Linked DNA regions of Homo sapiens: all the other regions are linked to region 3. The links are chromatin contacts, found by Hi-C or POLR2A ChIA-PET in ENCODE. All regions are on one chromosome and are shown on one strand. Each heading gives the region's core, a stretch centred on a gene start or an enhancer-like site at or near the end of the contact. The rest is flanking DNA. Distances are from core to core; before and after follow the strand shown.

Region 1 (4,517 bases), core at 1,938-4,437, 110 kb before region 3:
GGCTCTGGAATTTAGTTGTGTAGAATGTTCTGTACACTGCCCTCGGCATCTCTTAAAGGAACTGGGTTTCTGTCAGTCAGGATGACTCGCTTCAAGTGTCAATGGATAATGTCTCATGAAAAAATTAAAGGCGATGGAAAAATATGCGGTCATTGCTTCTAAAAAGATAAGGTTTGGATTTGGAGTAGGAAATATATAAGAATGAACAGAGCTTTTACAACTTTTCTTTTTCCTTTAAGGGAGCTAGATTTCTAATCAGTGTTTTTCAATATAGTTTAATGGCTTACTTTGTGGGTTTAGGATTTTGAGGTTCTGCATCTGAATTCTAGTTTTGTCATTTGTCATTTGTGTGCCCTTACACAAGATACTTACCTCTCTGAGTCTCATTCTTCTCATCTCAAAAATAGGAATAATACTGGTACTGACCTTGAAGAGTTGTAAAAATTAAAAAGTGATGGATGCAGAGCACTTAGAATAGTTTCTGACACAATAAAACTTCAATGAGTAGTAGACTTCATTATTATCTATTTTATTATTAATATTATTGTTCACAACACCATTCCAAAAGGAGTTAATTTTTGATAAAGAAGCAGAATTTCTTTAATACAGTTGGCCCTCCATACCTGCAGGTTCTGCATCCGCAGACTCAACCAAGTGTGGATCAAAAATATTCAGGAAAAAAAATGCAAGTAAAAAACAATACAGTATAGCAACTATTTACATAGCATTTACATGGTATTATGTTTTATAAGTAGACGTAGAGATGATTTAAAGTGTACAAGAGAATGCGCATAGATTATATGCAAATACTATGCCATTTTATATGAGGGACTTGAGCATCTTCAGGTTTTGGTATTTGCAGGGTGTCCTGGAACCAGTCCCCTGCAGATATTGAGGGATGACTATACACTACCCAATTTCAGCTCTACACCAAACTCGTATTTCCAGATGTATACATGTTAAGTATCATCATTACATAATGGAAAAAAGAATAAGAGTAATATTCAGATCATTTTATTTTCTCCTCTGTAATTTTTTATTAGAATAACTAGTAACTATATGTAAGGCTCAAAGTGGATTTGTTCCGTATAGTTTGTGTAGTTCTGTATAGCGCATGGGACTGGGTTTGTTGCTACTAAACTGAAAAACAAAGTTGGAATCTAAGTCCTGTGTTTATTAAAAATTCCAAGAAAAACAAGGCTTTCTTTTTCATCTAACTTTTCTAGAAAATAGACAAATCAATGAGATCCTATAAGTATCATTGTCCTGGAAGAAGGTGAGTGGAAAGTAAAGAGACTCAATTTTTTTATCTTTTTAATATGTGTTCATGATACAAAATTGAGCACTCTGAATTTTCGCAGACCTTTCTCCCTTTGCTGTATTAACCTCAAGTACCTTTGAATAGTCTTGGTACAGGTATATTCTATTTATAACAGCCAGTCTATTATCTGGTTCTCTTCCTCTTCCTGTGTTCCTTTCTTCCTGCTCTTACTGATCAGAAAAGGCTTTCTAAGCTAGAGTGTGAGAGTTACATGTTAACAATAAGTGAACCCCACTGAGGGGTTTCAGCCACTGAGAGACTGACCCAGAAGCAGCAGTAGAGGGCGCTCGGCCCCTCATTTCATAATAGTGGAGCCTGCACCAAACGTCTTTCATTTGAGGAGCTAAAAATGAATTGCACGTATTAATTAAGTCTTGCCGAGGCCTTGTTAGTGATCCGGTGCTAAGCGCCTAAAATAAGTAGATCTTATTTTAATCTTGGGGAAACTGGGTATAAGAGGGAATTTCCTGAGACTCCATAGCAAGAGTCAGAATTTCAGCAAAAACCCAGGAATCCTTCTCTTACCTTTTCTTGCTCTGGCTAATATCCCAACTAGCCCTTCATTTACGAAGAACCAAAGGGAAACTCCAGGACTTTTAATTTCCTCTTGAATAATTCCTTTAATGAAGGACATATGAGATTTTTGCTTGAAGTAAATGTTACCAGCAACACTGTACCACCTATTTTAAAATTAATCCCTTTTGTTAGATAGCTATTCTAGTGGCTCTTTGCTTTTAACCAACAAAGGCCCTTAAGAAAAGGAAAATGAAAAATAAATAGCAGTCCTGGAATCCTATTGCCTAGTGTAGGCAGATCATATTCTGTATGATCTTGTTGGCTCATATTATGTGGTGATTAGAGCTGGGCTTCAATCAGCTGGATGATTCCCCAAGGCAGGGTCTTGTCCCACCAGTGCACATGGTGCGCCCCGTCTGACACCAGGGCGACTTGAGAATTGAGCCCAGGGAAGCTGCAGTGTGGTGCAGCAGATGCGTACTGGTGGTTGCCATGGAGATCGCTAATACTGCTGAAACCCAAAGAAAGGGCATTTGCCACAGCTCAGGAGCCTGCCTGAAAATGAATGAGAAACAAGTGGAATTCAGAATAGTCCCCCAGCTCCTTATCCCACATGGAGTTTTAATTTCCTTTTCTCCTCCTCTTCCTCTTCCTTTTTCAAAGAATAGATTGAAAACAAGGCTGTGTTATAAAGCATGCTCAGCCCCCTCCGACCTCATTGCTGCCTGACATATCCCTGGAATAGATGTATATTAATGACGACGCATGACTAATAGGATTGGGGCTGGGGGCTGGTGTAGTGGTGCTTCTGGAGCCTGTGGGCCGCATGTCACTGGGGTTTAGCAGGCACGCTGGGATTTGTCTGCAGCATATGCGCTGCTGTTAATGATTGAAAAATTACCACAACAATTAGTCATGGATCGCTGAAGGCAGGGCCCCCAAATGTGATGGACAATGTGATTAAATCCATGTATGTGACAATTAACTCTCCTGCAGGTTTATCCACCAAGGAGGGTGCCCTAGGGGTGAGAGCAAAGGGGAATGAGAAGGAGGAAAAATGGGAAAACAAAAAGGAGCAGGAGAGAATAATGCTGCAGAATGGATCAGATACAGCTGGCACTATTGGTTTTAATCTGATCCTGAATTAATCACGGTTTGATTAATCCTGGTTTTATTGCACCTTTCTGTTGCCCATTTATTTATATCTTCCTTAATTTTATAGAAGCATGACTGATTAAATTCTGCCCATTCTGTGTTTTTTAAATTTTAAAATCAGGTCTCTCCATTTAATGTGATGTCCTAGGTGGTCCAAGGTGCAATTATCTCGTAAGAGCTTAGCAGGCACCAGACATAGCATGTCATGAATCCCCTTATGTATCACAGCTGAGTAACCCAGAATAAATATTTGTTTGCTCAATATTCTGCCTAAGTAAAAAGAAGCCTTGTGATGTCAGTCTGCTTGTTTATTTGGGTGGAAGAAATAAGAATACACACCCCCGCAACTTTGTTAAATACAGAGAGCACACATTCAGTATATGTCACACACAAAATTTTGTGCATAAAGAAAAAGTGTGTTAATATTTGGATGAAGTATCTGCAAATATATATTCATGGCCTAAAAGGGTAATGTTTGCAGTCCATAGATATGTTCATACGTGGAATTATTTTTAACCAGTTTGTATTGTTCTTGTTTTGTTCTCGTTTAGATGTTACTTTTGGTGTTATCTATATTTGCATACCAAACACTACATTTAAATAATGCCAAGGAGGTTGTGACACGAATCAGCACAAGCAAAACCTCATGCTTTGTAACTCACGCATGTTGGATACACTGTGTGCATTAAGAATACCCTGCTCCTGGCCAGGCGCGGTGGCTCATGCCTGTAATCCCAGCACTTTGGGAGGCCGAGGTGGGTGGATCACGAGGTCAGGAGATTGAGACCATCCTGGCTAACACAGCGAAACCCCGTCTCTACTAAAAATACAAAAAAATTAGCCGGGAATGGTGGCGTGTGCCTGTAGTCCCCGCTACTTGGGAGGCTGAGGCAGGAGAATGGTGTGAACCCGGGAGATGGAGCTTGCAGTGAGCTGAGATTGTGCCACTGCACTCCAGCCTGGGCGACAGAGCGAGACTCTGTCTCAAAAAACAAAAAAAAAAACAAAAAAAAAAAACAAAAGAATACCCTGCTCCTGATTCAGGAGAGGGCATCTAAAGCTTTAGAAAACATTGAATTATATTTACATACATTGTTTTTCTTCTTACAGCATTCCTGAGGGTTATTCCATTGTTCTTGTTTAGGGTGAATTTGGTAGAAGACTCAGTTTTTTATTTGCAGGCTAAATTGGATTATCTTTGTTACTTGCATTTTTACCTGATCTACCCAGGCATATAAGGATAGATTTGTTTGTGATGTAGGCAGCGGTGTCTTTCAATATAGTAGAAAAAGAAAATAATCAGCATAAGCAAAGATCTCAGTGCACAGGCCACACAGAATGGACGCCGCCCTGCTGGATACCTTTACACCCTTGCATCCCTAGCTGCTGATATCACTGTGTTTTTAGAACACCACTCCAGAAACCCAGTCTATCCATGAATGATTTAGGAACCTCAGGATCCCTCCTGTTACCAAATTTGTGCTCTCCATGTAGCCTCCCAATAACCAGCCCTTCAGTTCTGTGA
Region 2 (4,036 bases), core at 774-3,273, 74 kb before region 3:
TATATGGCTATTTTATTAATAGCTTTTGTGAATCTTTAGGTTTAAAACATGGTAGAATTCAAAACGCTGAGATTAGATGGAAAAGGCTTGGAGGCCCAGCAGCTCAGTCCCTGGGAGCTTCCTTCGCTCTTCCAGATTGATACTTTAGTTCCTGTTGTGCCTTAGTGGTTTTGCTCCACCATGACCCCCTTTCTTAATTGAGTAGCTCCACTCCAACTTGGACAGTTGTCTGTCTGGCAATGGTCCCCTCACTGTGGAGGCAATCACACTTTTAGCCAGAGAATTTTGGATTTAAGAGAAGAAAGAGTACTGTCCACATGGTCCTGAAGCGACATACATCCTCCTCAGCTGACAGGATTAAGAGATTAAAGTAAAGACAGGCATAGGAAATTATAAAAGTATTAATTTGGGGAACTAATAAATGTCCATAAAATCTTCACAATCCACGTTCTTCTGCCATGGCTTCAGCTGATCCCTCCGTTTGGGGTCCCTGACTTCCCGCAACATACTGTCCCTCTTCAATGGCTGAAGCTATAGGATGCGATGCCTGAGAGCATTGAACAATCATGTTTCTCAACTTTGCACTTGAGGAGCAGAGGTAGCCAGTCTGCAAACAGAAAAGGAAGACAGCAGATGCAGAATGAAAACAGTATGTTTGATATCCAGGGTGTGGTTTTTCCTGAGACTCCCCTTCAGTTCCACCAGCTATTATAATATTACAAACATTTTTATAATAAATTAACCTTTTGCTATTGTAAATTTAAGTTTACTTGCTGTTGGCAGCCAGAAGAGTCTTTTCTTTTCCACCTGAGTTTTAAGCAAATTAAGACATTGAAACAGGTGAAGGAAAGAGAATGTCAGCTTTATTTCTCCTCAGCTGATGGAATCACATGGCTTTGCATCTGCATCAAGAGGACCTGCTCTCCCTCCCTCCCCTCCAGCCCAACCTGGAGAATGGTGGGGTCTGCATAACAAGCATAGTCTCTCAGCTGTCCCAGTGGAGAGCAGGGCAAGAAAGCCTATTCCCAACTTCAAGGTCTTTTAGTAGATCAGCTCCGCCTCATCCAGAAATATGGACCAGCAAGTAACTTGCTCCTCCTAGGGAGTACTGAGCTCCTAGCGGGACTCAGTAAAGGGCAGGGTGTGGGGTCAGGAGAGTCACTCTAACGGAAGTTTTTTAGCAGAGAGAAAACAAGGCCAGCAGAATAGAGGAACCCCACTGTGAGTTGAAACTAAAACCTGAACCTTGACTCTCAAGATTTGTGAATGCCCCACTGTTGGTCCAACATTCAAATGGGCAGCTAGAGAGAGTGGGGCTGGGCACAGCCTCTTAACCACCGAATTGTCTTCTGTTTACAATTCTGCAGGCTCCTTCCCCATGTTTTGGTTGGGATCAGTGCAGAAGCTTCCCTGGTTTGTCTCTAGCACCTCCCACCACTGCCTAAGATTCCAGACGGGTATCACTCTGTGGACACCCAGCATATACAAACCTTCATAACATTACACGAAGATGCTTGGAGCCTGGGAAGGATCTGCTTTGAGGGGAAAGAGCAGATTTAGCTAATAGACATGGCAACTGGTGAGAAAGGTCATCTGCTTCAGTGGTTGATCACTGAGGCATTCATGAAAACAGCTAGATGGAGAATCGCTCTGAAAGTTCGTGAACAATAAGATAGCAGGGGAAATCTGACTATAACAGTAAATCTTCAGTGTTGCTCTTGGCAATCCAGAGTTTTTCACAGAGAGAGGCTAAGAGGCTAACCATATATTTAAAGACTGCCCCCTTTCCTGGATACATGTCTACTGTAAATGGCTTTGATTTTTCAACATAGGATGACTTTTTCCAGTTTTGCACATTTGAGTGCATGCACACTGCTGTTTGGAGTTTTAGATCTTTCTAAAATCCGATTCACACAGACACCTAACCTCTTTAACCCCTTTCTGCCACCTACCTTCTCTGTGAATACAGTGCTTGCAGCCTTTCAGAGACAGAGGTTTCAGAATTTGGCAGCAAAAAAAGTGATGGCTTCTAACACATTTACAGTGTGGTTAACAATAGCAGTTGCTGAACTCTGCCATGGCTGACTAGCTTTCCACTGTTAAGTGTGGTCACACTGGTAACATTTACTTAGGAACTGGGCACACGAGTTAAAATGTTACATGCACAACCCATTTGGGGTTTGAGGTATTCTCTTCTACATACGTTTTACTTGTTCATAAAAAGGAAGCTCTTTAAAAAAAAAAAATCTGATGTTTAGCTCCTGTTGATTCGTAATGGCTGAGAAGGAGTTTGAAGCATGTTTCTTTTCATCTCCTTTCAGCTTTTAATTTTTAGTACTTTCACTTATGTCTGTAAAAAGCAGTTAAAAGTGAAAGTCCCCTGACAGGAGTGTGTAATTGGCAGGCTGGGGTGGAAGGCAGGGGCTCATGATGGCTTTAAGAGAACGTGAAGAGGAAGCAGAGCTGTTCATTGTCAATGGTAATAGCTTTTAAGAGAGGCAGAACTTATGATTTGAGCTTAATTTCTAAATGAAGCTCATTTTCCAGTGTCCCAGCCCACCTCTCAGTGGCCTCCCGGCTAGTGGGTCAGACTGCGGACACGCCATGATGGCACACAGAGAGAAGACCGGAGGGAGCAGAGGGACAAGGGAGAAGCAGAGAGCAGGGGAGAAGAACTTAGAGGTGTATAAGAATTTGTTTATAAGTGTGTAGCCTGTTAAAACCTGACGATCCAAATGGGATGGGTGGCCAGAGCTTATGCCCCGAGGTAGGAGAAGGTTTCTTTTGCTTCTCAATTTCAGAATGTCTGGTAAGCAAGTGATTGAGAGTTCTGGGTTTTTATAGGCAAATAGAGAAAGGGAACAAGGCATGAAGTTTTATTAAAGCAAGGTATGCTTCTATGTTTCACAATAAGTTATTAAGTTCCTCTACTTATTTTCTAGCACTGCAATATATATGCATATTCTAATGGGGAGTTATTAACTCTTTGAAGAGATGAAAGGCAAAGATGTGAAATGTCTGGGAAAACAATCAAGTCAGTGATATAAACCATTAAGTGCAGTGTGCACCAAGAGAGGAATTTTCACCAGGAATGTAGGTGATCCCCATGTTGAGACCTAGTATAGTTTTGGATGCCACATCTCCGAGGGGATCATCCCCCACGTGGATTCCTCTCATCAGAATCTTTCTTGTAGTCTTTGTCCTAATTTATTTTTTGTTACCATTGGAATCTATAAGATGAGCAGATAATTCAGCAAGAAACAAGCTCAAGTGAGTGAACACATGACAGCAGGGACTGAACCAGAGGGCAGAATGCAGAGAGGCCAGGAGGGAATCTGTGAATTAGCAGGAGATCTTCTTGGGGAAAGGGGAGCAGAGTGCTGGCAGGTGGGGCGGGGGAGGGGCTGAAGCCCTCCCAGCAGTGGAGGAAAGCATGGGTGTACCCACAGGGAGGGCACAGGCCCAAAGGGTACAGGACAGAAGTGAGACCGAAGTCTGAATTGAAGGCCCTGAAAGGTAAAATTAGGAGATTGCCTCTGGTGGCAACTAAGAGCATGTATGTTCTTGGGCATGGGTTTGAGAGGATTCAGCAAGTGACAGGATGACAGCCAGGCAGCCGTACGCAGGGCGGACTGGAATGGGAAGCTATCCCGCACGGAGAGGTGGACAGAATTTGAATCATAGTACTATCATTGGAAATGAGGGGGCACTGAGAAATGGAGAAGACTTTCGGAGGAAGAAACGACAGTATTTAGTGACAAATATAAAGGAAGGAGTCAGCAAACATTTTCTGTAAAGGACCAAATAGTAAACATTTTGAGTTTTGCGGGCTGGTCTCCAGTTGATTTTTGTCACTATTCGGCTCTGCCATGGTAGTGTGAAAGCAACCAGAGAAATACATCCATGCATGCGTGTGGCTGTGTTTGCCCCAAGGGCCACACCATAGTTTGCCAATCCCTGATAGAAGGGATGAAAAAACATTTTCAACCTTAGAGAATAGACGTAGACATTAGGTAAAAGCTGTTAACCTTGTAGC
Region 3 (4,161 bases), core at 923-3,422:
GGAGTATTGCTCTGTCTCCCAGGCTGGAGTGCAGCGGTGCAATCTCGGCTCACTACAACCTCCGCCTCCTGGGTTCAAGCGATTCTCCTGCCTCAGCCTCCCGAGTAGCAGGGATTACAGGCTGGGATTACAGGCGCCCACCACCACACCCAGCTAATTTTTGTATTTTTAGTAGAGATGGGATTTCACCATGTTGGCCAGGCTGGTCTCGAACTCTTGACCTCAGGTGATCCACCTGCCTCAGCCTCCCAAAGTGCTGGGATTATAGGCGTGAGCCACCATGCCCAGACTATTATGAGGTTTTAATGCCTGTTCTCTGGGTTTAGCAGAAGGAACAAGTTATTTTTCCCCCAAACCAATATCTTTCTTTGTCCATTAGAACATGCTTTATACGGCATGTGGAGGGATGTGTGTGCCTCACAGTCCCTGACCAGCACTTCGTATCTTGTTGAGTTATTAATGATTTCTCTATGGTTATTTCTTTTCTGAAAATAAGTAATCACCATGGCAATGCTGTCACTTACTAATGATGCAAATAAGACTTTACGCATCTCTGCAAATCTACTTAAAAATAAAATAGCTTTAAAAAAATATTGCCCTCACATTTGGATCAGTTACTCATTCTATCCTGTTTTTTGTTTGTTTTTGTTGTTGTTGTTGTTTTCTGCCTTTAGTTTTGTCTGCTTTTGCTTTGTCAGAACATAGGGCCTATAGAAAGAAAGGGTAGGCCGGGCGCAGTGGCTCATGCCTGTAATCCCAACACTTTAGGAGGCCTAGGCAGGCGGATCATGAGGTCAAGAGTTCAAGAGCAGCCTGATCAACGTGGTGAAACTCCATCTCCACTAAAAATACAAAAATTAGCCGGGCGTGGTGGTGCGCACCTGTAATCCCAGCTACTCAGGAGGCTCAAGCAGGAGAATGGCGTGAACCCGAGAGATGGAGGTTACAGTGACCCGAGAGCATGCCACTGCTCTCCAGCCTGGGTGACAGAGGAAGACTCCGTCTCAAAAAAAAAAAAAAAAAGAGAAGGAGGGAGGGAGGAAGGAAGGAAGGAAGGAAAGCAAGAAAGGGTAGAGTTTAAGACGGTTTGATTCTCTAGATTGTGTTACTCTCATTTTTCATTTGAAGAAATGGAGGCGCTCTGAGGCATATTTATTATACTGTAGTCTGGTCAACCAGAAAAACAACCACACAGAAACAAGGTGCCCCTGTCCTAACAGCTGCACCCACCTAAAGCCCAGATACCCACATGGCCAGCAGCAGCAGCCCCCGTGTGTCTCTGCAGCCACATTTGCCTCAGTTTCTCTCTGTAAAGTGGGTATAATGCCTCCCTCGCTCATATCACAAGGGTAACTGAGAACTTGCCTGAGAGATGACTTTGTGTGCAGGGATAGTGCTAGGCAGTGCTAGGAGGATGTGATTGATCGTCATGCTCTGGACGCCGCCATTCCTGAGATGAAAGTTGGGAAACCATTCTCAGGGAAAGGCAGCACCCTTCCCAGTCCAGGCAGCCCTCTTCACGTCCACATTGGATACTGGTTCCTATCCTCTGTTACCATTTGTGGATATAAATATCTATCTGTCAATATGCACAATTAGTGGAAGACATAGGTTGCCAAAAACCACATTTGTTTAGTATGAACGATAAACAGAACCTTTGGGAAAGTTGTCTATTCATTGGTTCTGGAAAGTTTTCCCTCTGTGTGCATGAAATTAAGAATTTGGAATTCACAGCAGCATGACAGAGCTTACAGGAAGCTGACGAGGCCCATGGTTGTTGTTTTGAAGGCTTGCAGCCTTAAAGGTGTGCAAAATTACAGAGGACAAGAAGCCATTTTCACAACTGGATTTGCAGCATCAATTATTCACCATCTGTTTACTGAGAGCCTGGTATGTGCCCAGCACCGGTGATGGCTCCTGCCTTAGCACCGAGTGCAGCTGAGGAGAGAAAAACAACACCCAAGAAACAGTTTCAGAACATTTACTGCTCTCTTGACTAGGAATACAAAAGGAAGTTAAAAACAAAACCCACGCACACACATAGAGAAATGAGGGTCGGCCATCGTGGGCAGGAAGGGGATTTCAGAAAGCCTTTAAATGAGTTATATTTTGCTTTTACATAAAAAAACAAAGTCTGTCATATGTCTAGCCGGCTAGTGCTGCTGCTGAAGAAGCTGAACATCGTCCCAGAGGGCAGCAGAACTCTCCGCATCGCACACAGGCAGTTTCCAGCCAGGTGTGTGCCAGTTGCTGGGTATATGCTTGTTTGCTCTGAGCCCTGGCATCCCCCTCCAGCTGACAGCTGCTTTGTTGAAACTGCTGTTAATGCTGAAGAGGGAGCAAAAAGAAAGAAGGGCATCGTGAGGTGTCCTGCCTCTGCACGTTGGGACATGGAGTGGTTCTTTCTGAGGAGCCAGGCCCTTAATTCCTGATGTGCTTTTCTAAATGGTCACGGTAACATACTTCCGGTTAATTCCTGATGCGCTTTTCTAAATGGTCACGGTAACATACTTCCGGTTAATTCCTGATGCGCTTTTCTAAATGGTCACAGTAACATACTTCCGGTTAATTCCTGATGCACTTTTCTAAATGGTCACAGTAACATACTTACGGTTAATTCCTGATGCGCTTCTATAAATGGTCACAGTAACATACTTCCGGTTAATTCCTGATGTGCTTTTATAAATGGTCACAGTAAGATACTTCCGGTTAATTCCTGATGCGCTTTTCTAAGTGGTCACAGTAACATACTTCCGGTTAATTCCTGATGCGCTTCTATAAATGGTCACAGTAACATACTTCCGGTTAATTCCTGATGCGCTTCTATAAATGGTCACAGTAACATACTTCCGGTTAATTCCTGATGTGCTTTTATAAATGGTCACAGTAAGATACTTCCGGTTAATTCCTGATGCGCTTTTCTAAGTGGTCACAGTAACATACTTCCGGTTAATTCCTGATGCGCTTCTATAAATGGTCACAGTAACATACTTCCGGTTAATTCCTGATGCGCTTCTATAAATGGTCACAGTAACATACTTCCGGTTTAGCAACATAACTGGATGCTAACATAATGACTACAAATAATGACTTACCTATGTTAAGTACTTATGGACCCACGGTGGCTATGCTGAATACTTTGCATGTATTTCCTAGAATCTTTACAATAACACCATAAAGAAAGTACGAAGAGTGTCCCATTTTGCAGATGAGGGAACTGACATTTAGAGAATTTAGACATCTGTCCTACGGTACACAACTATCAGGTGGCCCATACGAAATTGCTTTTTTAGGTATCAAAAGCCAGTCACTTATTAAAAATTTCATGTAGTTCATGCTGACAATTTCTGGCAGAGCCATTGCTACCAGATAACTCTAAGTTTGTGTGTATATACTGATGTAAAACTCTCCATGGCTCCATGGCTGGGCTTTTAGTCAGATTTCACCAAATTAAAAAGATGAACTTCTACAAAGTTAAAAAATTTTTGTTTGCACTTTCAGCAAAATAGCTCTTTATGTTAAACTCTGAGACATGGAATACTGAAGTTTATGATATCATTGTGGTTGCAACAGTGTTCAACTTGCAGGTTCCATGATGGTTGATTTTTGACTGCTTGAGTGTGTTTCCCTGCAGGCCTGCAGGGTGAGCTGTGAAGCTCACATAGAGACATTTGAGTTGTATTAAAATGGGTTAGCCAAGGCCTAATGGGCTGTAAAAAATAATGTGCTGTGGTGGTGTGTCTGATGATTTCCAGCCCTCATTCTTTCATCATTAGACCAGTGACACCCTCTAAACAAACATCTTACCAGTCAATGGATAAGTGGTCCCTGTGTCCAATACATAATTCTCATGCTTAAAATTAAAAAGTTATTGTAAAAACAAAATGGTCACTATGCCTAATATATCACTGTTCTTCCTTAGCAATTAGAACCTCTAAAATGAGTGAAATTAGAATAAAGAAGAACATTTCTATCTTGTTTGCATGAGCAGATAGGTCTTGGACCTCTGGAAGTTCAGCTCAGTCCACCAGTGTTTATTGAGCACCTGCAGCCAGGTGAGAGGCATTCTGCAGAATTTGTGGAAGAATCATACATGCTTAAGTGTTCTCTGCTGTGCCTCAGTCTCCCTATTTATAAAATGAATAAAGACGGCTCTGCTTC

The links. A loop is a pair of places that touch in the nucleus more often than their neighbours do. ChIA-PET counts read pairs that join two places held with the same protein, here RNA polymerase II (POLR2A). Pooled maps may share reads with other maps.
Region 1: a loop to region 3 is called in a map of IMR-90, with 29 times the contacts of the local background. The contact joins two enhancer-like sites. A Hi-C loop is called at or near these places in 2 of 168 maps with a recorded cell type or tissue (IMR-90 and naive thymus-derived CD4-positive, alpha-beta T cell) and 8 of 50 pooled maps.
Region 2: a loop to region 3 is called in a pooled map, with 2.2 times the contacts of the local background. The contact joins two enhancer-like sites. A Hi-C loop is called at or near these places in 1 of 168 maps with a recorded cell type or tissue (MCF 10A), 1 of 37 single-sample maps with no recorded cell type and 3 of 50 pooled maps. POLR2A ChIA-PET finds 5 or more read pairs at or near these places in 4 of 52 experiments (BJ, T-cell, activated T-cell and 1 more).

Annotation. Positions count from the first base shown.
Region 1 is chr6:5,469,549-5,474,065 of GRCh38, forward strand. The region is part of intron 4 of FARS2 (phenylalanyl-tRNA synthetase 2, mitochondrial); the gene reads left to right. Among named protein-coding and RNA genes, the nearest start is that of FARS2-AS1, 14 kb to the left of the region's middle. Within about 2 kb of position 3,188, at least 2 of the 41 ENCODE cell types and tissues checked have a DNase peak (open chromatin) inside an H3K27ac peak, as active enhancers do.
Region 2 is chr6:5,505,153-5,509,188 of GRCh38, forward strand. The region is part of intron 4 of FARS2 (phenylalanyl-tRNA synthetase 2, mitochondrial); the gene reads left to right. Among named protein-coding and RNA genes, the nearest start is that of FARS2-AS1, 49 kb to the left of the region's middle. RefSeq lists an enhancer at 2,215-2,344. Within about 2 kb of position 2,024, at least 4 of the 41 ENCODE cell types and tissues checked have a DNase peak (open chromatin) inside an H3K27ac peak, as active enhancers do.
Region 3 is chr6:5,579,284-5,583,444 of GRCh38, forward strand. The region is part of intron 5 of FARS2 (phenylalanyl-tRNA synthetase 2, mitochondrial); the gene reads left to right. Among named protein-coding and RNA genes, the nearest start is that of FARS2-AS1, 120 kb to the left of the region's middle. RefSeq lists enhancers at 2,030-3,229, 2,110-2,179. Within about 2 kb of position 2,173, at least 2 of the 41 ENCODE cell types and tissues checked have a DNase peak (open chromatin) inside an H3K27ac peak, as active enhancers do.